2 separate regions of the Homo sapiens genome follow, and region 1 is linked to region 2. The links are chromatin loops, found by intact Hi-C in ENCODE. Cell type or tissue: endothelial cell of umbilical vein. All regions are shown on one strand. Each heading gives the region's core, and the rest is flanking DNA. Links, peaks and the distances in the headings are about the cores only. Region 1 holds the start of LOC107984673 (a long non-coding RNA gene). Region 2 overlaps CCDC88C (coiled-coil domain containing 88C).

What was found. Hi-C counts contacts between places; a loop is a spot of excess contacts. Peaks named below come from ENCODE experiments on the same cell type or tissue, not always from the same donor. Only the 100,000 strongest peaks of a DNase experiment are listed, where the experiment ranks them.
Region 1: it touches region 2 in a loop (3-fold over the local background); 19 of 110 quality-filtered maps call a loop at or near these places.

The regions. Positions count from the first base shown.
Region 1 is chr14:91,368,410-91,381,364 of GRCh38, forward strand. All of the region lies in intron 3 of CCDC88C (coiled-coil domain containing 88C), which reads right to left. It overlaps LOC107984673 (a long non-coding RNA gene), which reads left to right and starts at 1,130. Exons shown (of 2, transcript XR_001750858.2): 1 at 1,130-2,303; 2 at 4,227-5,842. It overlaps LOC105370624 (a long non-coding RNA gene), which reads right to left. Exons shown (of 2, transcript XR_944148.3): 2 at 10,232-11,476. RefSeq lists enhancers at 3,344-3,956, 5,560-5,629, 7,092-7,764, 8,681-8,940, 9,114-9,787 and a silencer at 12,708-12,837. In endothelial cell of umbilical vein, for the core only: no CTCF peak of the experiment used is centred there; DNase peaks (open chromatin) are centred at 5,302, 9,662 and 10,042; H3K27ac peaks cover 578 bases.
Region 2 is chr14:91,320,173-91,329,915 of GRCh38, forward strand. It overlaps CCDC88C (coiled-coil domain containing 88C), which reads right to left. Exons shown (of 30, transcript NM_001080414.4): 11 at 5,738-5,884; 12 at 4,607-4,751; 13 at 948-1,132. Among named protein-coding and RNA genes, the nearest start is that of GPR68, 80 kb to the left of the region's middle. In endothelial cell of umbilical vein, for the core only: a CTCF peak has its summit at 3,594 (motif pointing right); DNase peaks (open chromatin) are centred at 2,559, 3,939, 6,499 and 7,109; H3K27ac peaks cover 3,170 bases.

The DNA of each region.
Region 1 (12,955 bases), core at 4,956-12,955, 53 kb after region 2:
TAAAAACATTCCAAAGTGAACTGGTAATGCTGGCTTGAATATACCATGCTTTCCAACTGTAAAATCCCAAATGCAATAGTTTTATGAGCAAACTAAGCAAAAGTAAATTAATTTTAAATTCCTAAACTACAGAAGTGACTTCAGACAGGAAAGGCCCCACACGTATTCCAGTGTTCCCAATGTCTAGTCCAGTGCTCTAGGAGGGGTGTCGAAACCCTGCATCGATTTAACACTTCCAGAAACGGCACGGTGCTGGCTGTGCTTCAGGCAGGTGGGATGCTTTTTGAGGGCCCCCAAGAGAACCCTGTAGTCAGGAGGGATATTCCACAGATCTCCTTTGCAGGTGTTGGAACGTCTACGCTCATGCCACTGATTAACTCTCCACAGGACACATCTCACAACCTCTTCCTGGATTTGGCCAGAAGCAGCCCCTGAATGCACCTCAACAACTTGATGGCCAAAACAAAAACCACCTGACGACCTGGCACTGGCAACCAGCCAACCTCAGGCCCCGTTACCAGAAACACCAGACAGTGAAGAGGTTCCATCTCCTTTCTCCTCCTTCCTCCCTGACATTCATGCGAGGTGGCCAGGACAAGAATTATGAGCATTTCCAGTGGGAGGGAACAGCCGCAGCACAATGTCGCTGATCGTTTGCCAGCAGGGCCTGGAGCAAGACCGGGGTTGGAACCTCAGGCCTGGAGAGCTTCCCTCATAGACACCATCTTCATCACCTCATGCCCAAAGCCAGAGCACTTTCTACAGCACAGGCCCGCCCCAAACCTTCAATAACGACTCACGACACAGCCTGTGGCCCAACCCCAGCCAATCACACCCGCCAGGCTGGAGTGCAATGGCGTGATCTCGGCTCACTGCAACCTCCACATCCTGGGTTCAAGCAATTCTCCCGCCTCAGCTTCCGAAGTAGCTGGGATTACAGGCGCCTGCCGTCATGTCCGGCTAATTTTCGTATTTTTGTAAAGATGGGGTTTCATCATGTTGGCCAGGCTGGTCTTGAACTCCTGACCTCAGGTGATCCACCCACCTCGGCCTCCCAAAGTGCTGGGATCACAGGTGTGACCCACCATGCCCGGCCAATTTTCTTATTTTTTATTCATTATTATTTTTCTTTTTTTTACCTCTGGAACATAGCACATTTTCTAACATAGCCACTGAGAGGAAAACCCAAGCAGTGGTTTGTCCTTGCTGCCTGCACAAAGCCCAGGCCCACATGCTTGTAACTCCATCTGCACAAGAGGCTCTCCTCTCCACCCAGTCCCTCTTCGGGGCGGGGAGTCCTGGCAAAACGAGTGGCAATGAAGTGCTTTTATGTTACGAGGCTGTCATGTAAAGCTGCTGATAGATTCAATCCATCTGTTCCACCTCATTTCGATTAATCCTGGGATCCCTAGGGCCTGAAACCAACTGCAATCTGCACAAGCCCAGGAGCGCCGGCTCCCCTAACAAGGCCACCCGTGTCTCCGTACCCAGGGACCAACTCGGCCCGGCCGAGGCTACCACGTCATCAGAAAACCCCCTCCCACGGAACACTTCCTAACTGCCTGTCCTTGTGGCTGCATTCACAGAAACAAACATAAGTCGGTTCTTTGTTCACAGAAAGGAAAACAAATATTTCCTTTGAGCTGACCCAGGAGGAGGAGAACCGCTGGGAAGGAGCACCTGGAAACTCAAACACCGCAGCATGAGGGCAGAGCCGCTAACTCCTGCCTCTGCCTGTAACCTACTGTGTGGCCTCAGGCAAGTCACAGTCCCTCTCTGAGCCACACCCTCATCTGTACCAGGATCAGGACTCCACAGTCTCTAAAGGACTTCAGTCTCCTTCAGAAGGGGGAAGGGAGGGGCTGGAAAAAGAGACGCTGCTGGCAAGAGAGGCACAGCACATCTTTATGGCGTTAACTCGGCTGCCAGCTCTCACCAGCAGGCAAGTGCCCACGCGTCCAGAAGAACTCAGGGAACCCGGCAGGGAGGGAACCAGAGGATGTTTCAAGTAACCCCAGGAGCTCCTGCCACCTTCCCTTTAGGGCTGGGTGATGCCCTGGATTGCTCTGTGGGCAGACCTGTCTTATCTGATGCCAGGAAGGGCCTGTTCTGAGCCCCTGAGCCAAAGAAGGGGGCGGGGGGCAGCCCCAGAAACACGGGCAGGACACGGCATTCGACTCCTTGGAAGAGAACCTCTGCCCATAAACAGTAGTTCAGGAACCATTTTACAAGAGGAATGCAAGCCGGGTCTCTGCATCGGGCTTTAGGAACGACCTGCTGCAGTGATGCCTCGGCAACCACAGGTGCGGATGGTGGGGGAGGGGAAGGCGGGTCAGTAGGTGGACACATCCGTGCATACAGACCCCAACAGCAGAGGGATGCTGAGAATCTGCATTTTAAAACCAAAAGAGCCATCAAGATTATCCATAGAGTCAGGAAACTGAGGTCCGGAGCAAAAAATGACAGAGGCGTAGCCCCACATTCAGGTCTGGAAACCCAGGTCTCCTTGCACTCCGCCCTAGGGCTCCTTATGCCATACCAAGAAGCTTGTATCCACTCAGCGGTGTCTGCTGAGTGCATGCCATGCCCTGAGGTGTGTGTTTGGGGTGAGGCAGAAGGACTTCAAGGATTAGGCTAAGGATGGAGAGAGCAGGACCCTTTCCCCACAGGACAGCACCTGCAGCAGTTCTGGGCTGCCCTTTCCTCTGTCCCTAAGTCCACCCCTCCTGGCTAAAACGACAGCATCGGTGCTCCAGTGCTTGGAGTTGATATAAGGGCCCTGATTTTATGGCCGTGAGGGATCGTATGACTGTGACTTCATGGTGGTAGAGTACTTTTTTTTTTTAAGCTTCTTGGCAAAGTCAGTATTTTTGCTGATGGATGGAAAAGTCAGTAGTTCTGCTGATGGATAAGCAAGAAAGGGGCAGAGAAAGTGTGGCCAGAGGAAACTACGGTATGCATGCAGGGTGGGCTGGGACAGGCATGACCCCCCCAGCCAGAATGAGTGTAGTGGTCCCATGGGAGGAGCCATGTGCTGTCCAGGCCCAGCCAACCTCACCCGCCGGTGGCAGGAGTACAGAGGCCGGCGGTGGCAGGAGTACAGCACAGACCAAGACCACAGTCTTGGTCCCGAGGAGCCTGTGGAGTCACAGACTGGGACCAAGACTGCCTCCCACACCCTCCAGTCAGGGGTGGCTCTAGCTGATTTCCTGGGCAGGCACCTATCTGTCCTGGGCACACCCTCCCTAGCTCAGCAGAAGCAAGGCCTTCCTCGTCCCAGCAAGTAGCTGGGCTGGGGGAACGTGGCGCCTGCCCACACAGTGTCCCATGTCCCACTCCACCGCTCACCCACCCAGGCCCACAGGCACCTATGCCAGGGCAGGGCTGGGGCCACGCCACACCCTGGCAGCCCTCACCCGGTGGCCTGACAATGCCGCTTCACTCCCAGGCACAAGTCGGAGCAGGATGGTGGAGGGCACCTAGGAGCCTCCAGCGGTAGATGGCAGCCCAGACCACCCCAGCCTGCTGGGACCTGTGAGGGTGGGAAAGGCAGGCAGTGGGGGCAGCCAGCCCCCAACCTCACGCCCCAACCTGAGCCCAGGCCTCAGGGTACGAGCACCACAGCACAAGGGGTACCAGCACTCCCGAGTGACCAGGCCTCCTTGTCCAGTGTCCCAGGGCAGGCATCTGGAGGGCAGGGAGAGCTCCTTGAGGAAGGGCAGCCATTCCCTCTCTCATTTATGCCACACTTCCCGGGCACCTGCTGGGTGTCTGATGGCATGCCAGTTGGGAGGTGGAGGGTATGAAGCCAAGACTGCTACCCTCAAAGCCAGGAAACAAAGACAAGGAGGACAAAGCCTGTGGGATGGGGGACAGTGAGGGGCCCAGGGTGTTTGCTATAGGGCCAGGCCCTGTCCTGGGGAGCTCACAGCCTGATCCCACCAGCAAATCCCACCAGCAAGTCTGGCACCCTAACAGAGGGATGGCAGGCACCTGAGCTGGGGGCACTGGGAGCAGAGGAGAGCGGGGAATCCAGAAAAGCTCCAAGAAGGAGGTGGCCGGAAGCTGAAATGGGAAAGAACAAGGAGCAGGTGACATCCAGGTAGATGGCAGTGGTGCGGGGGGGGGCGGGCGGGGGGGGGAGGCGTGTGTTAGTGCAGGGAGGGCTAGGAATAAAGGAAAAGGAAGACACAGAAGGTGCCCCCATCTTGTGTCTCTGGCTACAGTCCCACGATGAAGGACAACTGAGAACCAGATGTGCACAGAACCACCGTTCAGGGAGTCTGGACCCAGCCCTGTCTGCACGTTATCTAAACGGTGACAGCAGCAGCTTTGGAGTCCCCTCTGCCGGCTCCACCACCACGTTGCTGCTGGGCCTCGGCATCAAGCCCTGCCAGGTGGCCAGAAAGGCAGGTGGCCGGGCAGGCAGGCATCACTTAACCTAGCGACAATCAAGCCTGTGCCTGGCATGAAGTCAGGCCCCCGGAGGTGCTGGCTGAACCTGAGGCCTTTCCTAGCCGTCAGGTTTTGCTGGGCACTGTGCTCTCAACATGCTCCGGGGCGACACACCATCCTCCCTCCTGCTTCAACACAGGGCAGCTCTGCAGGGGGCAAACACAGGAAGCCACAGTCACCACAGTGAGCCCATAAAGGAAGACAGTCCCAGCTACCTGTGTGTGCGAGGAGTGGGGTCCATTCTAGAGATCCCCAGGAATGCACAAACCGTCCCCAGCCCCTGGGCTCAGGACCAAGGAGGAAGAACTGAGCTGGGACATCTGCTGGGGCCACCTTCTCTCTTCTCCCTCTGGCCTCAGGAGGGCCAAGAAAAACACACACGATACCAGTGCCCTATGGTGGTCTGGACTCAAGAGAGCTGGCTTGGACGCTATGCTGAGAACACTAGGGGCAGGTCTGGCCCTGGGAGCAAGTGTGCCACGGTTCATCAGTGACATCTGCCTGGGGCCAAGCAGAACTTGTGCTGGTCAAATAGCAAAGGATGAAGAGAAGGAAAAATTCTACACACATGGGAACCATGAGTCTCCAGCATGGATAAATAAGACTGTAATTACCCCTCCTTAGCCCCCACTCGCTCCTCCAAAAAAGCTTTCTGGAGGAAACAGACAGCAGAGCAGACATTTCATGCAAACTGGTCTCTTTTCATTACAGGAGTTTGCAGCAAAAGATCAGACTTCATCTAGAGAGCAAGAAACTCTCTATTCTATCACCAAGAATGTATTCTATAGCAGGAAACTGGGGGAGGGCATATCGGGACACAGTTGAAAAGCCGGGGAGGAGGAAGGTTCAGAAGTGACAAGTTTCTAATGACTAATATCTCGGCAGGAAGTGAAAATCTCAAAAGATGTTATCAACTTTGCAGCAGCTGTCCAAGTTGGGGGGTGGGCAGGGGTTGGAGGTGACCTGGCAGCCCAGCCGGTCCCCTGCCCACCCGCACCTGACAAAATCCTCTCTGTCCAGCCACACTTGCCTCCAATGCCTTCCTCAAACCCCTCCGCCGGCAATGATCACTTCCTCAGCAATCAGTGCCCCCAGGCCCCTCTCTCGTGTCCCTGCCTGAGTCCCACACAGGGAACTGAGATCCTCAGGGTCCCCAGGGCAGATGCTGGAACATGCTCACCTCTGAATCCCCCCAGGGCTCTGCACAGTGTGGCCCACAGCAGATGCCTGCCAGCTGCTGGCTAAATGGAACTGGCTGCGGGGAGGAAGGCTCTGGTGAGAACAGAGGCTTTTTGGGACCTCCAACTAAACGCACCCTCCCCCATCTACAGTGTAAAGAACACTTTATTTCGAACAGCAATAAATCAGCATGCTGCATAAACCAGGAGCTTGGCTAGACACACTGTGTCTATTACCTCTCATCCTAACTCTTGCAGGCAGTAGCAGGGTTAAGTCCACCAGGTATCTGCTAATGCAAGGTCCATTTGATCAATAGGTATTTTTCATTGCTTGGAATATTGGAGTAAATGAGAGGGCTAAAGAGGTAAATATATGTCACATGTGTGTGTTAAGAAGCAAAATAAAGGAACATAGGAGGAAGTGACAGAAAACATAGCTCTTACAGACAGGTGGTCAAAGAGGGCCCTCGATGAATCGTCAGCTGAACAAAATGCGAGTGTAGGGAGGGTGTGAGCCAGGTGGACGGGTGGAACTGGAGAATCCCAGGCAGAGGGAACAGCCAGGGGCAAGGGGTTACAGCCAGAACAGGCCGTGCAGTCCTGCTGAGCACAGAGCCTGGGGTGGCCCAACCGACCTTTGAGGCCATTCCAACAGTCTGGCAGCATCTGCAGTGGTCTCTGCAGTCAGGCTCATTCCGAAGCCTCAGGAGGCACAAGGAAGTCTCACACAAGTAACTCACTGTGATCCCAGGGGTAGTTTAAGCTTGGGTTCCAGGCACAGATGACTGGTAGTGGTTACCTAGAGTTCTGTGTTGAGAAGGATTCTGAGGCCAGATCTGGGCTCAGAGACAAAGAGGGCCAAGATCGGTCAATGGTGCCTGTCAGAGCCAGGAATGAAGATGTGGTGACACTCCCTTACGGAGCCCAATGGGACAGGCACTGTAACACGTATGTGGTATACAACATGCCGAGGGGATGTGGGCAAAACACCAGGAACTCTCTTCACTAGTTACGAAGCTACAGACTGAGTTTCCTCTGCTAAACCAGCCTTACTCTTCGAGTCTCCTTCTTGGGCTGTGGGCTCCTGAGGGTGGTGATCTGGGCGGTCTCGCTCCCCAGGGCTCTCCCAGGGCCTGGCACACAGCAGGGCTCAGCCATCATTTGCCAAATGAGCTAATGAAGGGCCACAGGCCCCAGGGTTAGCATGCGCGCGTGTCTGTGTGTGTGTGTGCGCGCGCGCATGTGGGAGAGAGAGAGACAGGCTGTGTGAACAGCCTGAATCTAAAGGACTGGGACAGAAACAATGCCCTTCAATTAGACCAACTGGACCCCTGCTGTGTGAGGCTCCGACCTGAGGACTCCAAAAAAAATCAAATCAGATGAAGCTTATTCTTCCTTTTTTCCTTTAAGTAGGGAAGCTTTTCTTCAGATGTGGGTGAGGTGGGGAAGAGGGGGGTGGGCAGCGGAATCAAAGAGCGTTTTCGGGGAAGGAGGGAAGGGCAGGCGCACAGACCCGCCCCGGCACCTGCTCACGAGGCAGACCAGCTGCTCTGGCTTCCCCGCAGGGCCGGCCGAGAGCCCACACTTCAGGCAAATAAAAGCACCCTCACCAGCTGTTCCCATGGCCAAGCCAAGCAGGATGGCAGTCTGTGCCAGCCCTGCCTCGGCAGCAAGTGGACTCTTCCAGCCCAAGCCACGAGATGAGGGGAGACTCAACCCTGTCCGTGCCCGGAGCACCTTCCCTGTGCGAGGCTCCTCAGGGCGAGTGGGGGGCAAATGTCTCCTTCTGATCTGACCCTTTCCAGCAGGCATGCATCTTCTTGCGTTCAATGGGGCAGGTGCCGTAACTGTGCCCATTTTACAGAGGAATAAACTGAGATACAGACAGTAAGGATGTGCCCTGGGGTCACATGACTACAAGTGGCGAGGCTGGGGCTGGAAACGTAGACCTTCCAGCCCCGCGAGTTCACAGGAGAAGAGGCTTGAACCCAGTCAGCCAACAGCCAGCAGCCCAAATGTATCTGCGGAGGAGACCTGAGGAGCTGGCAGGCGCAGAGGACCCTTTAGGCTGTGGCAGCCAGGAAAGGCCACACTTGTCACTCCCGCTGCTGCCCCCCAGGACAGGGTGACGATCATAGGTCAGGCTTCTCTCCTGTGAGCTCAGAGCCTCCTGAAACACCCAGGTGCTCGTCGCCGGGCATATGCATGTCTGGCTGGTGGTGGGGGCGCTGTCTGCTCCTGCTCCCTGACCTTGGTCGCCATCTTCTGCGCTTTGCACACTCATGACTGCCTCGATTTTATATCCACTCATGTGTTCATTCACTCACCCAACAAGCGTTTAGTGAGCCCCCGTCCCCTCAAGGCATGTGCTAGGAGCCAGGGCGTTATAGTGAATGGAAACAGATAGGACCCCTGCCCCCCAGGAACCACAGTCAAGGTAGTGAGGGACTTTTATCCACCGCCGTCTCTGGAGAGCCCACAGGTGGGAACACAGCCCTGGTGGGGCACAGGGAGGCTCTAAACAAACATTTCCTGCATGAACGCAGAGGTGAGAAGGAATGCCGGGAAGCCTGCAGCTGGGCATCCTGAGAGCCACCTGGCAGCAGAGGCAGAGAGCAGAGATGCGGAAGAGTGGCTGGTGCTGTCTGTGGGGAGGCCCAGGGGTCCCCTGGATGGTGCCCTCCCATGGGGGCCACGCACCCCCAGGTAAGCCCAGTGTCGGTTCAGCCCCCAGCTGGCTGCCCACGACACCCAGGCCTGCCGAGGTAGGAAAGGATGTCTGTCTCTCAGTCACACTGCCGAGCCCCTGAGGTTAATATCCCAAAGTGACTGCCACAGCCCCGGCCACCCAGACCTGGGAAAGTGGGGCTGGCCCCAGGACATCGTGAAGAACTGCTCCGGGTGGGCAGACCAGCCACTCCACACCCACCCGAGCAAAGCTGCCTGCCCGCCCCCCCTCCCTAACCAACTGCCACAAAGTGGCTCTCACCCTGTGTCCACTGAGACACTGGTCTTGAAGAAAGGAGAAAAAACAAAGAGAAACAGAAACCATGAAAAAGCACCCCCACCTGAACAAACAAGCTCATCCCACCTCAGACTGCCTGCCCTGAGCTTTTCTCAGGAGGAGGGGGTGGCAGTGGCCACTGAGGGCTGGCAGCATCAGTTGCCAGGGACAGGGCATGGGTGCCACGCGAGCCCTTCCACCCATTCCTGTGTGGCAGGCTGAGACATGAGCTTACTCTTCCACCGCGGAGCTCCCAGCCTGAGGCCTGCTGTGAAGATGACAGTTCACGCGCATGAGAGCCGGAGCGATGGTGCTGAACTGCTGACGATCTATGCCACTTAGCTCTGAGGTCGGCAGGCGCGGTTATTCACTCCCTGAACCAGCGAGCAAGTGGAGTTCAGGGGGTTAAGGGATGCACCCCGGCCACCCGAGCATGGGACGCATCATGGGACTCGTCGTCAGTTCTTGAGAGTCCAGATCTCTTGCTAAATGCAGATGGCCCCCCCCCGGTGCCACTTCAAGGTTCTGACTTTTTTAACCCACAGGATTCACAGTATAATCATTATGTACCCAGAAGTGCTAAGAACCATGGTGGGGAGGGTTACAAGATGCACCCCTGAGAATTATGTTCATCTGTGAGTAACAAAGACCTTAAAAATTGTGACTTACACAAGATTGAAGTTTCTCAGGAGACAGGCAGCCCAAAGCTGCTATACGAGCCCCCCAGTGCTGGGTGTCAGGGACCAGTCTCTGTCTGGTTGCCCCTCTGTGGGGACTGGACCTCCAGCCATTACGCTGCAGTGCGTGCAGCAGGAAGGAGGAAGGGGGAAGGGAGGCGCGCTGCCTCCTCCTTCTAGGAAGGCTTCCCAGGAGCACACGACGCTGCTCCATACATGCCATGCAGCCACATGGCACTGCCTAGCTGAGGGGAGACTGGGGGTTCTTTAAGTAAGGAAGAAGAGGAGAGTGGTACAGAATTGGGCAGAAATCTGCCACATTAGAGGAGATAAAACATGACCTCTGGCCCTGTGGAGATTACCAGCTCATTAAAAGACACACGCACATGTGGAAATGATTAGTGGGTGAGGCCATCTATAACAAGGCAATAATTGTGTGACACAGATAGGAAACAGTAGTTGAGGAAGTGCAAAGCCGCAAGCTGGCAGAGGTCACTACAGCCAGCAGGCATCCTGAAGTGGGGAGGCCTGAGCTGGAGGGACAGGGGGTGACAAGAGAAGCAGGGGAAAGAGTAACTGGAAAAGCAGACTCCACCCCCTCCCCCAGTGAACGCCAGGCCATCACAGCCTCAGCTAAACCAGCTTGGGGCCCGGGGAGCGCTGGGCCTGACATGCAGGGAACTGGGTTAATTGTTCATGGCAGTCCTTGGCTCGGGACACTCATCTTTGGTTTGCACATGGCCCACTTCCACTTAGTCACTTTTCACAATGTAATAACCACCTGCACACCCACCAGCTGAAACAAAGGCTAGGGCCTTGACAATAACCTACAGCCAACCAGATGGCGCCCCCAGCACACTGCCACCTCCTGCCACCCAAGACACCAAAAACGGAATGAGAAGTACACATTCCCATGCTCTTTTTTATGTAGTTTTATTGCACCTGTAAATTTTCCTAGAGAGTACAGTCATTGTAGTTGCTTTTAACTTTATTTTTAAAAGGCATAGTGCTGTAAGTCATCATTGGGAACATGCTATTTTTACTAATATTTATGATATTGCCAGAATCCACCTACATCACTGAAGTTATGCTGCAGTTAATGTGTTTGGACAGCTGTATAATATTCCATTGTGTGATCGTGTCTTCGTGTATTCATCCCTTCTCCCACTGATGGGCATCTGGGTGGCTTCCAGGTTTCTGTTATTGTGTGCAGAAGGGCTGTAAAGTCCCAGGCATCCATGTGCAGAAGTTACTCCGGGATACCCTTAGGAGAGAAATCAGCTGGGCCACAGTACGGTGTGTGGATGTGGAACTTTAGGCTTTACTGCCGGAGAGTTTTTCCAAAGTCAGCACAGCAATTTGCATTCCCACCAGCAGCTGAGGAAAAGCAGAACAGCAAAAACTTGCGACACACTGGAGGCCCACGAGAGTTCTGATCCCTTCTCTGACCCCTCATGTTACTGGTCCCTTGACAGGGAGCAAACAGACGCACTATGACCCAGCATCACAAACTAATGTGTGGAAAGGCTGGGTCTTATCCCCGAGCCAACCTGACTCAAACCCCAAGCTCCTGGCACCAACGCCTCCCATGCCTCAGGGCAAGAAGCCACAGGGGGAGGCAGCTCTGAGAGGCAGAGGATGAGGTTGCAGTCAGAGGATCACATCAAGATGGACACCTCCAGAGGGTCAAGTTCACGGTCAAGGGCTGAAATGCAGACACTCCCAGACCTGTGTGTACAGGATGTGGCCTTGGCCACCCGGGGCAGCTAGGAACTGGGCCCACACATGTGCTGTTGCAAGGTCTTCTACTCCGGTGTTTCTCACTCCATGTTTACTGCCTGATTCAGGTGCCTCCAGGGGATCACACGAGCAGAAGTGGGACGCTGACGGTGCCTCCTGGGGTAGGAACTCCGGCCTCAAGCTCACCTTCTTCCACTCCGCCCCAGCACCCATTCTCCTTGCTGGCTGTCAGTGCCACTCCCAGAAGAGCCCACAGTGATGGCCTTCCATGGCCAGGCCTGGCAGCCACACCCCGTGCCCGGGCCTCCTGCGGGGGTGTCTTGTTCACTGTCCACTTCCACTGGGTTTGTTTGAAGCCAATGCGAAAACTCAAACGCTGTGTCTGCCCGCAAGAAGTTTAGTTACCGGAAAAAGGGTCTATCCTGAAAACAGGATGAGAAGATTTTACTAAAGGAAAAGGCGTTTGGGGGCTGAATACAGGCTCACTACGGGGATATCGAAAGGGGTAAAACTGTTGGGAACTGCGCGAGCCCACCGTGAGAACCAACTCCACGCTGAAGGTCCTTTCTCCTTACAGGGGTGTCTCCCTTGCCAGCTTCCGGAGCAGGGTCCTGAGACAGTCAGGGTCCCTCCCCCACCTCATTCATTTCCTCATATTTGTTTTCCCACATATATGTTCAATCAATATTTGTCTAGTAAAAACAAAACTCACATTACTATTTATGCAAGAGTACAAATAACCTTTGTAAAACTGTTAATAATAGGATTCGGCTATCTTGGGGCGGCTGGACATACTGCAGCTTTTCAGAAAACCTTACATAAAGCACACCAGTGTTCAGCTAGGAGGCGGCAGCAGCAAAGTCCCAAGAACACAGTGCTGGTGTAGGAGTCAGGCCCGCATCTCTCAATAGGTAAATCAGTTTTTAGAAGAGCGCCAAAAATTACATGCAAGCCAAAAAGTTGTCATTAGAATTCTATACACTTTAAAAACATTTTTATTGTGAAAAGTCTCAAATGCAAATAAAAGCAGACAGTACAATAAGCCCCTGTATACCCTCCAATTCAACAACAAGCAAGATTGGCTCCATCTTTTTTCCCTTTGCTGTAAAGGGAAAGAATTTTAAAGCAAACTCCAGCATCATGTCATTCCACTTCTCCATCAGAATGTGCCTCTAAAGAATATTGGCGTTTTCTTACATAACCACAATTACATGCTCTGAAGTTGTTTTTTTTTCCCCTATGTGCCTCTTAAAATGAAGGCCTCTGTATGTGTTTGGAGGCCAGCCCAGAAGTAGGAGACAGAGGGAAGGGGCGGGGGAGACCATGGAGAGAGAACTGTGTTGGTGGAAGCTGCAGTCCCCAGGGAGCGTTTGTGATTTGCACGCCCCGTATCCTCCCTGTAGTCCTCCCTTCTGTGACTATAACCACTAACCACCAGCCAAGGAGAATGGGAACTTGGAAGGCTGACAACGTGGCCCACCAATCCGGTAAGGGTGTAATAGCATTGCTGGTGGAAAAATTTAAGTAACTCTTCTAAGTGCCAAACTGATGCCCCTTCCTGCAAGAAAAATGGACCACAAACAGGGCTGTGAAGCAGTGTGTGCCCTGGTCCACCCTCTGTTTAACCCACTGAAAGCCACTGGTCCCATTACAGGAAAGGTTACCTCCATCACTCAGGGGCTCCCAGAGAAGCACCTGTGGGTGGGCAGAACTGAAAGGTGTGGGGCTTTCCCGGTACGGTCTGAGTCTCCTGTCCCCCAGCTTGTCCTCTGAAGGAGACTGTGACCCACCAGACCCCTCACACATGCCCGTGAGGGGGTCAAACTCCAAATCTCAAACAACCTGTGCACAGGGTACTGGGGACACAGATGTGACCAACCAGCCCGCAAACTTGGGGAGGA
Region 2 (9,743 bases), core at 1-8,000:
GAGCCTCAGGATGGGAGCTGGTTGCCAAGGGAACCAACCATGTTATTAGAGAGATGAAACTTTCAGGCCTCCCCTACCTCCAGGGAGGAGACAGGGCCTGGAGGTTGAGCTAATCAAATGGCAAATGATGTAATCAATCATGCCTATATAATGAAACCTCCATAAAAACCCAAAAGGACTTGGTCAAAAAGTGTCCAGGTTGGTGAACATGTGGAGGTGCTGGAGGGGCACCCGCAGAGGACAGGGTAGCGTGGCACCACTCCCCGCACCCACCGCCCTGTGCATCTGTTCTGCCTGTGCGTTGTATACTTTGTAATAAACAAGGAATACTAAGCCATCTAGGCAATAGCGGAGCCCACGAAGGGGGTGGTGGGAACCTCTGATCTGCAGCCAGCCGATCAGAAGCACAGGTGACAATCCGGACTTGGATTGGCACCTGAAGTGGGAGGCAGTCTGGTGGGACTGAGCCCTTAGGCTGCAGGGTCTGTAGTGTCAGAATTGAGTTAAATTGTAGGATACCCAGCTGGTGTCCCCCAAGAACTTGAGAACTGCTTGATATGGGGAAAACCCCACACCCCTGGTATAAGCAGTGAGGTACTGGGAGCAGTGGCGTGGAAGAGAACGAGGGAGTTTTCTTTTTACAGGCAGGCACCCCATCAACCCCATTTCACAAATGAAGACAATGAGGCACAAGAAAGTCACATGTCCGGGTCATCCTCTAATGGCAGCGAAGCAGGGACAGGGCCACGCCTCCTCTGGCTCTCCCCAGTCCTCACTCCCATTCCTATTATAATCAGCGGTGACTGCGCCTGGATTCTGTCCACTGCCTGACACCTGCATGCTCTACCTGGCCCCCTCCTTGTCTGTGCTCCAGACAATCACTGGGGAGGATGGGAGGGTGCCCAAGGGTTCTGTGCTTCCCCGGTGGCCTAAGGAGGCCGAGGTACCTTCTTGCTGAGCTGGTGGTTCTCCTTCTCCAGCTCCCCGCACTTGAGGCCGCTCTCCTCCAACACCAGGGACGCGTCCCGCAGCCCCTGGATGGTGCTCTGGAGGCTCTGATTCTCCTTCTCCAGCTTCAGGATGCGGCTGGACGCACATTCGTTCAGCTCAAACACAAACGACTTCCTGGAGGCTGAAGACAAAGTCCAGTCAGAGCCCAGTGGTCTGTGGGCCTCCACTTCCACTCTCTGCCCCAAGCTCCGAGATGGTCATCAGTCCCGGAGTCCAGGGTCTAAGGGGCTGGGGAGGAGCTCCCACAGGTCAGCTGGGGACCCTTCCTCCTGCCCCTCCACTCCCAGTGCCCGAGGGCTCCTCTGCAGGCTTTGCTGGGGTCTGTCAGGGCAGCAATCCAGGGCTCAAGAAGGCGGCAGGTTACAGTCCAGGAGCCAATGCAAGGGCTGTGTCACTTCTGGGAACCATCTGGCTATCAGGCTGCTATCCTAACTGTCCAATCAAGGATTTTAGAGGCTAACAGAGATGACACACAGGTGACATTTTCCATACCCCCCAGAGCATAATGGACATCTCGGCTGCTCAGCAGGCAGGGGCACGTAACTGACCACTCCCGTTGGCCATGGGTGGTAGAAAGCTACACTGGAACATGTGTCGGGCACTTGTCAGCCTGGATGAGATGCTATGCAGAGATTTCTTTCTGTGACTTCACAATTATGTTGAAGAAAACTGTGATAGTGTATGCAAATTACTTTTAAAATTCTAAATGAGATGAAAAATAAGCTAAAAATAGTAAAAGGCAGACTATCTACTCTGCTTTTAAACAGCTCAGGTGCAAATGGAGAAGGGAAGAGTCTTGAGTCAGGAATGGGAGTTCCTGGCCCCCTCCTGCCACAAGCAGGTGCATGATTTTAGGTAAGTCATGGGGTTGTTTTGGGGAGGGGAAAAAAAAAGGTATGCAAAAGCCCTCTTAAGAAAGGAGCCCGGTTCTTCCCCCCTTCATTTACCCAACCCAGTGCCACGTCCTCATCTCTTGGGGCCTTTCCACACTGTTGCTAATACAGCGATTCCTCCCCCTACCTCTTCACCCCAGGGGCTGTGGGTACAGGGGGGTGATGGCTTTCACAGCAAACACATAAATCTGGAAATGTGTGTGGTTCAGATTCCCCGGGTGATCATAAAGACTGAACAGCATCTCGTTTCCCTCTGAGTCTTCATCCTCTACCAAGGATAACGACATGGACCACCCAACAGGCCAGAACGCCCTAAAGACCCAAACCAACAGCAGGCGAGAAGTGGAGGGGATGGTGTGTACCTGGCCCCAGCCCAGCACTGACACACACATAAACACACACACACTCCACATACAAGGACGCTTGGAGGGCTCCATCCCAAATAAGCTGTAAATGAAACTAACCTAACTTCAACACCAAGCCTCAAATAAGACTCCATTATTTCAAAACCTGTGGTCATCTGGACAGTGTCTCTGCAGAATTCATGGGGGTGAACCCATTTTTAAAATTACAGAAAAATATATTTAAAAAGTACCATTTTAGCCATTTTAAAGTGTTTGGATCTGTGGCATTAGGTACAAGCACACTTTTCTGCAACCATCACCACCATCCCTTTTCACCTTCCCAAACTGACCACAGAGATTAATTTTTAAGGTTCTGTGAGTTAAACAATGGAATCGATGTTTCATTTCCTCTTCCATTAAAGTCAGTGCCTTGAAGACTATTAAAACGACACAATGGTTTACTACTAAAACGCCAGTGTTTCTCTTTTTTTTTTTTTTTTTTTGAGACAGAATCTCACTCTCTCACCCAGGCTGGAGTGCAGTGGTGTGATCTTGGCTCGCTGCAACCTCCACCTCTCAGGTTCAAGCGATTCTCCGGCCTCAGCCTCCTGAGTAGCTGGGATTACAGGTGTGCACCACCACGCCTGACTAATTTTTGTACTTTTAGTAGAGGCGGGGTTTCTCCATGTTGGCCAGGCTGGTCTTGAACTCCTGACCTCAAGTGATCTGCCCGCCTTAATCTCCCAAAGTGCTGGGAATACAGGCATGAGCCACTTTGCCCGGCCCAGTGTTTCTTTACTAGTGCAAATCTCGTCAGCACCCCCCAGCAACCAGAGTAACTGGGTATGTCTTAGTAAGACAGACAAGAAGAGCTGCCCTCTACAGAACACACCAAGGGCCAGAGCCGGGGTTCCTGCTTCACTGTTTTCTCTCACTCATCCTCACAGTCATCTTGTGAGGCAGGTTCATTACCCCTATTTTGCAGGTAAGGAAACTAAAGTTTTAAGAGGTTAAGTACTTGCCCTAGGTCACCCAGCTAACCAGCAGAGAAGCCAAGGCTTTATGCCAGGTCTTTCTGGCTCTCGAAGCCACTGCCCCATACACTCAGGCTTTGCTTGCACGATGCCATCATTCTAGCAAACACTAGAATGATGCCAGCTCCTAGCTAGGCACTAGGAGTTGACAACACTAAGAATAAATCACGGTATTAACTTTAAAGAGCTCACACATTATAGAAAATGGTCTAAATCGGTGAGGCCTTCTCACCAGCCACCATGGTCTCTAACAAATATTTAGTTGATGAGAGACCATCCTAGCTGCTTGTACCACCTCTCTGCTCCACCAGGGGGCGCCCCCAACTTGGACTTCCAGAGGCAAGGGATTTGGGGGAACCCCCTTGTGCAGCCCTCAGGCCCCAGAACTACGCACAGATATCAAAGCACAGACAGCTAACTTCTCACACAGATTCACAGTGAAACTGGTTTTAGGTTCGGAACTGATAGGAACCCCCAAATGCAAGAAATATTCACCTGTTTCCAATAACCTTTCCAGAATGCTTAGATGTCTATCAGAATTTTTTAAAGCCACCCACTAAACAAGCCAAAAGCCCCATCACACCCTGGAAAGTCTAAGTAACTATGAACTTGCACGATCACGTGCACGGGAACGGTGAGCGTGTGCTATTTTCAAACACAGGAACTGGCTCATTGTTTGCCGGGGCTGAGGCTTCCTGCGCAGGGGGCTGAGTGCGGCCCCGCCCACGCTTCCCATGACCGACACCTCCTCTCGGGGCGCGGGGCAGTGGGCAGCAGAGCAAGCCCAGGAGGGAAGAGGGAAAGGGAGAGGCCTGGCAGAGGCGCTAAGAACCTGGGTCTCCGGGGCAGCAGCCACTCAGCACCCTCCCCACCCAGGAGAGAGAAAACAGGCTGCCTCCATCTTGCCCAATTATGCAAATGAATGGAGGAAATGACGCCCTGGGTACATTTATAGCAGGGATTCGTGGCCACTGGTGATGGCTCCTGCCATCCAGGGCTTTCAGCCATCCACAGATGGCCTCAGAGAGCCTCTGGGTGTCAGTGCACTATAATCTGGAAGCTCCCGGGAATGTCCATATGGGAATTCGGAAAACTGGCAACACTTAATTTGTGTTTTGCGTCCTGACATCAAGGCTGCCAGACCCCTCGTGTCTTCCCTGGGGAGAACTGTAATGAAACAGTTCCAAGTGGAGCTTGAAGGAAATCATGTTTGCCTGGGATGAATGGATGGGCTAACATGGCAGATTCAGAGCCCAGGACTCAGCTCCCTGGAGGCAGCGGCGGCCACGGCCAGGCTGGCTCCCCGGCACCAGGCGCTACCTACCGTCTGACAAGTCTGCGTTCTTGGACAGCTGCTCCAGCTCCCAGCCAAGGTGGGCAGATTCGTTCATGCTCTGCTTCTGTGCAATCTCAAGGACCATGTTTTCTTCCAGCAGCTCCTCAATTCGTTTCTTATCTGTGTCCCGGTCCTGGGGCAAGCAAGAAGAGGCAAGAAGTGAGGCTGCACAGCTGGAGATCCCCCTGGACAAGCCTCAGCCCCTGTATAGCTACCGTCATGTGCTGTGGATGAAGATGTACTGGCTCACTTCCAAATAAACAGAGCTGCACAGAAACATCCCAACACAGGGCCCTGCTATGAGAGGGAAAGCCACTCAAAGGTACCCTGACCTGGCTACCTAGGTTATGAAGACAGACCCGGCCGGGGTCCCTAACTGAATGCTGTCTGAACAAAGTGACATACTGCACAGGGCTTTAAAGCAAGTGTGCAGTGATGGGCAGCTCTGTGGCTCTAGCGAAGCCCTAACAGGCCTCTAAAGCTGTTAACAGGCTAACAAATCACAGCTCACCCCACACCATCAACACTGGCAAAGACCCTTCTTCCAAGACACACACACACACTCATTCCTACAGAAAAGCAATACAGAAGTCAAGTGCTCTGTTTGTGGGTGTTAAGTGGCACCCGCTCAAGCCTGCTGATTTTAGCAAGCTACTCCCCGCAGTCAACAAGTCATTCGTGGTAGCAGTGGCAGCAGCAACGGCAGTAGCAGCAACAAACCCAGTAGCTAAACTATCAGAGAAGGGCACGCCATAAACCTGAACCTGCCCCAATCGGTTTTCTTTTCTTTCTTTCTTTTTTTCTGAGACAAGGTCTTGCTCTATCACCCAGGCTGGAATGCAATGGTGTGATCACGGCTCACTGCAGCCTCAACCTCCCAGGCTCAAGCAACCCTCCTGCCTCAGTCTCTCCCAAGTAGATGGAACTACAGGCTCACACCACCATGCCCAATTATTTAGTTTTCGTAGAGATGGGGCCTCGCTAGGTTGCCAGGGTTAGAACTCCTGCGCTCAAGGGATCCTCCCACCTTAGCCTCCCAAAGTGCTGGGATTACAGGCATGAGCCACTGTGCCCGAGCCCAATCTGTTTTCAATGTAGTAACAACACAGCCTGCAGTACCAATTCCAGGTCGTGAAGCTTGGATTTCAGCTGCAGGTTCTCCTTTTCCAGCTCATGGACTTTATCGCCCCGGGCCCGAGCAGCAGTCAGCTGTTCCTCCAGCATGGCCTTGGTTTCAATTAAAATGATATTATCTTCTCTCAGCTCCTGGTTAGCAAAAACATACATGAGAACCATCAGATAAAGGCACCTGGGTCATTAGGATGGAATTCTAAAACCAAAACTCTTTCAGGCATCTGGACCCAAGCAAACAATCTAGAGGGAAGTCCGAGGCAGGAAGTTTTTCCTCTACTTTTTTTTTTATCATCTTCACCTTTTTTTTGAGACGGAATGTCACTCTGTCGCCCAGGCTGGGGTGCAGTGGCGCGATCTCAGCTCACTGCAACCTCCACCTCCTAGGTTCAGCAATTCTCCTGCCTTAGCCTCCCAAGTAGCTGCAATTACAGGCGCCTGCTATCGCGCCCGGCTAATTTTTGTATCTTTAGTAGAGACGAGGTTTCATCATGTTATCCAGGCTGGTCTCGAATTCCTGACCTCAGGTGATCCACCTGCCTCGGCCTCCTAAAGTTCTGGGATTACGGGCATGAGCCACTGTGCCCAGCCCATCTTCACCCTTTTTAATCGGGCAAGGACAATGGACTTTCTCTGCTATAAGAAAAAAAAATCCATGAATCAAGATAGGCTGGGAATAGTGCCAAGGCTTTGACATGCCTAATCTCATCTGGACGGACAAGGGGACCCTGAGCCCATTTCCTTAACAAGGAAGGAGTGGGGTTGAGAGTCAATCCTGGGTTCCAGGTCTGAGTCTAGTAGACCTCTTAATTCAACATTCATTCTACAGATGTGGGGCCTGGAAAACAGCAGCTATTCAGATAAACTTTCATTCAATACACTGCTCCTATCTGAGTATCTTACAAACACTCTTAGATAACAAAAGTTCTTGGCAGTTTCCTGGAAATGGGGGTCTTTAAGACAGTTAAGTTTCAGCACAGCAAACCACACAAATGTGAGCTCCACAAATGTATACAGCTGAGGGGTGCGCTGGATCTATTTTTGACACAGGCAGTGATGTGCACAAGGGAAGAAGTCAGTCCAGGGCGCACATCTCCACTGTTCCTTTGCTACGGGCTTTCTTGGCTTCTCTTCTCCTGGGCCCTTCCAAGCACCGCTCGGTATCTGGCGGGGAACTGAGCTTCCCCCAAATGCCTTCGCAGGTTACAAACAGCACACGCCAGGAACGTGTACGCTTCTTTCGGTGGGCAGAGCTGTCTGAGGTTTGTCCCACTCACGAATCACACTGGGAACCAGGCTGGGAGTTTCTACTTATCCACCATGTGCTCATCTTCCTATGTGGGCCAGAATCCAAGACTCCTGGTGGAGGGGAAGCCACACACTTTCCGGCCAGCGGACACAGCTTTGATCAAAGCCTGGCAGGCGGTGAGGGGCTTGGCCATTAAGTCTCTGGATTCACCTGCGTGCCCTCCTCTCGCTGCCTGTGCCCAGCAGAGACCACATCTACTATGTGGCTGGCCCTGCCCCAGGCAATCCATGTCCTGCCTTACAGTGGCCCTCAGAGGGAGGCAGGGACAGTCCCTTCCTGCAGATGAAAGACCAATTCAGAAAAAATAAGAAATGAGCTCAAAGCCACGAACCTAGTGAGGTACAAAGCTGGGGCCTGACAGGCCGCAGACCCGGTGCTCTCCTCACTGCCCTCGGCTCCCTGAAGCCCACCCTCGAGGGGCTTGTGTGGGTGAGAGGCCCCTGTTGTACTAATAACACAAGCCAGAGCACAATGACGGGCTTCAAAGCAGAAAGAAGGCCCAGCCTTTTCTCTCTGGCTACTGCCCCCACTCTTTTGACCAGCGTTCCAGCAGGGTCCACCGCCAGCACTCCCCAGCATCACTACCCTCAGGCCCTGAGCAACCACCGCACAGGCTGCCTGCTGCTTCACCCTCACAAGCAACTCCTATTCAGCCTTCAAGACCCAGCTGGAGTTGTCCCCTAGGAGAAGTGCTTGAGAATTCACTGTGTCCCACCCAAGTCAGGCTTCTGGGCTCCTAGTGTTCTGGGTCTGCTCTGAGGCCACAGCAGGCCGGCCTGTTCCTCCCCCAGACCAGGAACCTCAGGCAGGACTGTTGTGCTTTTGCTCTTGTGAGCCTCGCGTAAGTGTTCAATAACACTACTTGGCCAAATCATGCCACAAGGAGGGAGGAATCAAAGGCGGCATGTGAGGTGGACCTTAAAGAACTCAGAGACTTCCCGGAATGAATGGAGATGGCCAGGAGTGGGAGATGGCATGGAACAGAAGATTTCTAACTGCTACTCAAACATGCTGTGGTTTTCTGGCCATTTCAACCTCCACTATACATAAGGTAACAGAAACATCTCGAGTGCCCTGCACACTGCACCACCACCTCTGAAATGAGAAGCCAGATCCAGAAGCTGTGTCCAAGCTCCCGAAGCAAGCCCAGGGCTCCCCCGGGCACCTGGCGAGGAGGAGTGGGAAGCCGGATTCCACACCTCTGGGTAGCTGTCCAAGGCCAGAACGCCCCACCGTGGCCCTGACCACAAGTGACCTAGGAGGCTATTTAAAGGCCCGACCCAGCCCAGCAAACAGCTGAGGGGACCACACTCATGAAGTCACAGCCCAGGACTGAGGGCTAGTTCAGGAGGCTCAAGAGCTCACTTCTAATCTGCCACTGCGACTTGGGGCAGTGATTAGGCACGGGAGCTAACGGGCCCCGATTCCCAGGGCTGCTACATACACTCTCAACCCGGATTCCTCCTTTACACGATGGGCCTAAAGACAGGGTGACGCGGAGCTCGGATGATGCGTGTGAAATACTCCATGCGCAGCGCCTGAGACCTACAAACTCGCCAGCCGCCATCACCACCAACTCACACCGACAGAGCACCCCCAGCACTCCCCACGGAGCACCTATCATGTTAACAGAAAAAACTGGCTTCTAGGGTGCCTCCTGACCCCTGAGGAGCACACAGCACCAGAGGGGGTGCGGAATCAAACAAACAGGCAGTCTTCCGCCAGGGAGCTCTGTAGCAACCACGATGCCGTATGGTTCCCTAAGGGGGCCATAGCAGCAGGAGGCTGGCCCAGGGCATCCTCAGTGGGGAGGGTCTGGGTCAGCTGACTCAGGGCAGGCAGACATCCTACCCACCCAGGAAACATCACCCCCGCTCTGAACCCTACCTGCTCATCCAGCTTCATGGACATCCCTTGAACTTCACCGAAGACCTGCCTGTTTTTAAACTTCACCCACTTTGAGAAGCATGGGGGACTTAAACCTTAAACCAAACGGCAGGTCTGTCCTATTCAACGTCTTAGTGTGCTGAACCTCATCACAACTCCTCAGCAGTTATTAAGGAACAAGGGAGACACAAAGTTCCAGGTGGGAACAGAAGACTTCCCTGTGTTCAGGGTGTCCTTAGTAAGTGCCCTGAATCTTGACATTCCCTGATTAAGTATGATGTGACATGTCAGCCCTAACGTGAGCTGCTGGAGGCTGGGGCCCTTCCTCAGGCCTCCACGGCCTCTGAGACAGTGGCAGCCCCTCACCTCTCCTAGGAGTACCCCTCTTGCAGCACTTCCCACACCCCCTTTATTTCTTCCTTCCTGTGAAGGCTGAAGCTCACGTTCATTCACAGGCAAGCATCAAGTCATTCACAGGCAAGCATCAAGGTCTGGAGGCAGACAGTCATTCCCATCCCAGGTCCCCCTGCTTAGCAACTGCCATGCTGGGCAAGTTATTAATTAATCAATTGTCAGTTTCCTCATCTGAAAAGAGGGGAGGAACTGCCAGTGGCTGCTAAACCTGCAGGGCCACCATGAGGCTTCAGTGCATGGATGCAGTTAGGGCCTGACATCATTCCCAGCAGGTGGGGAAAGCTCCACAGATACACAAGGTCGTTACCACTCACTGAAAGACCCGACTGTGCACCTCATTTGGGCCAGACCCTGAGAATGTGAAGGCCCAGTCAGGCAATGTTT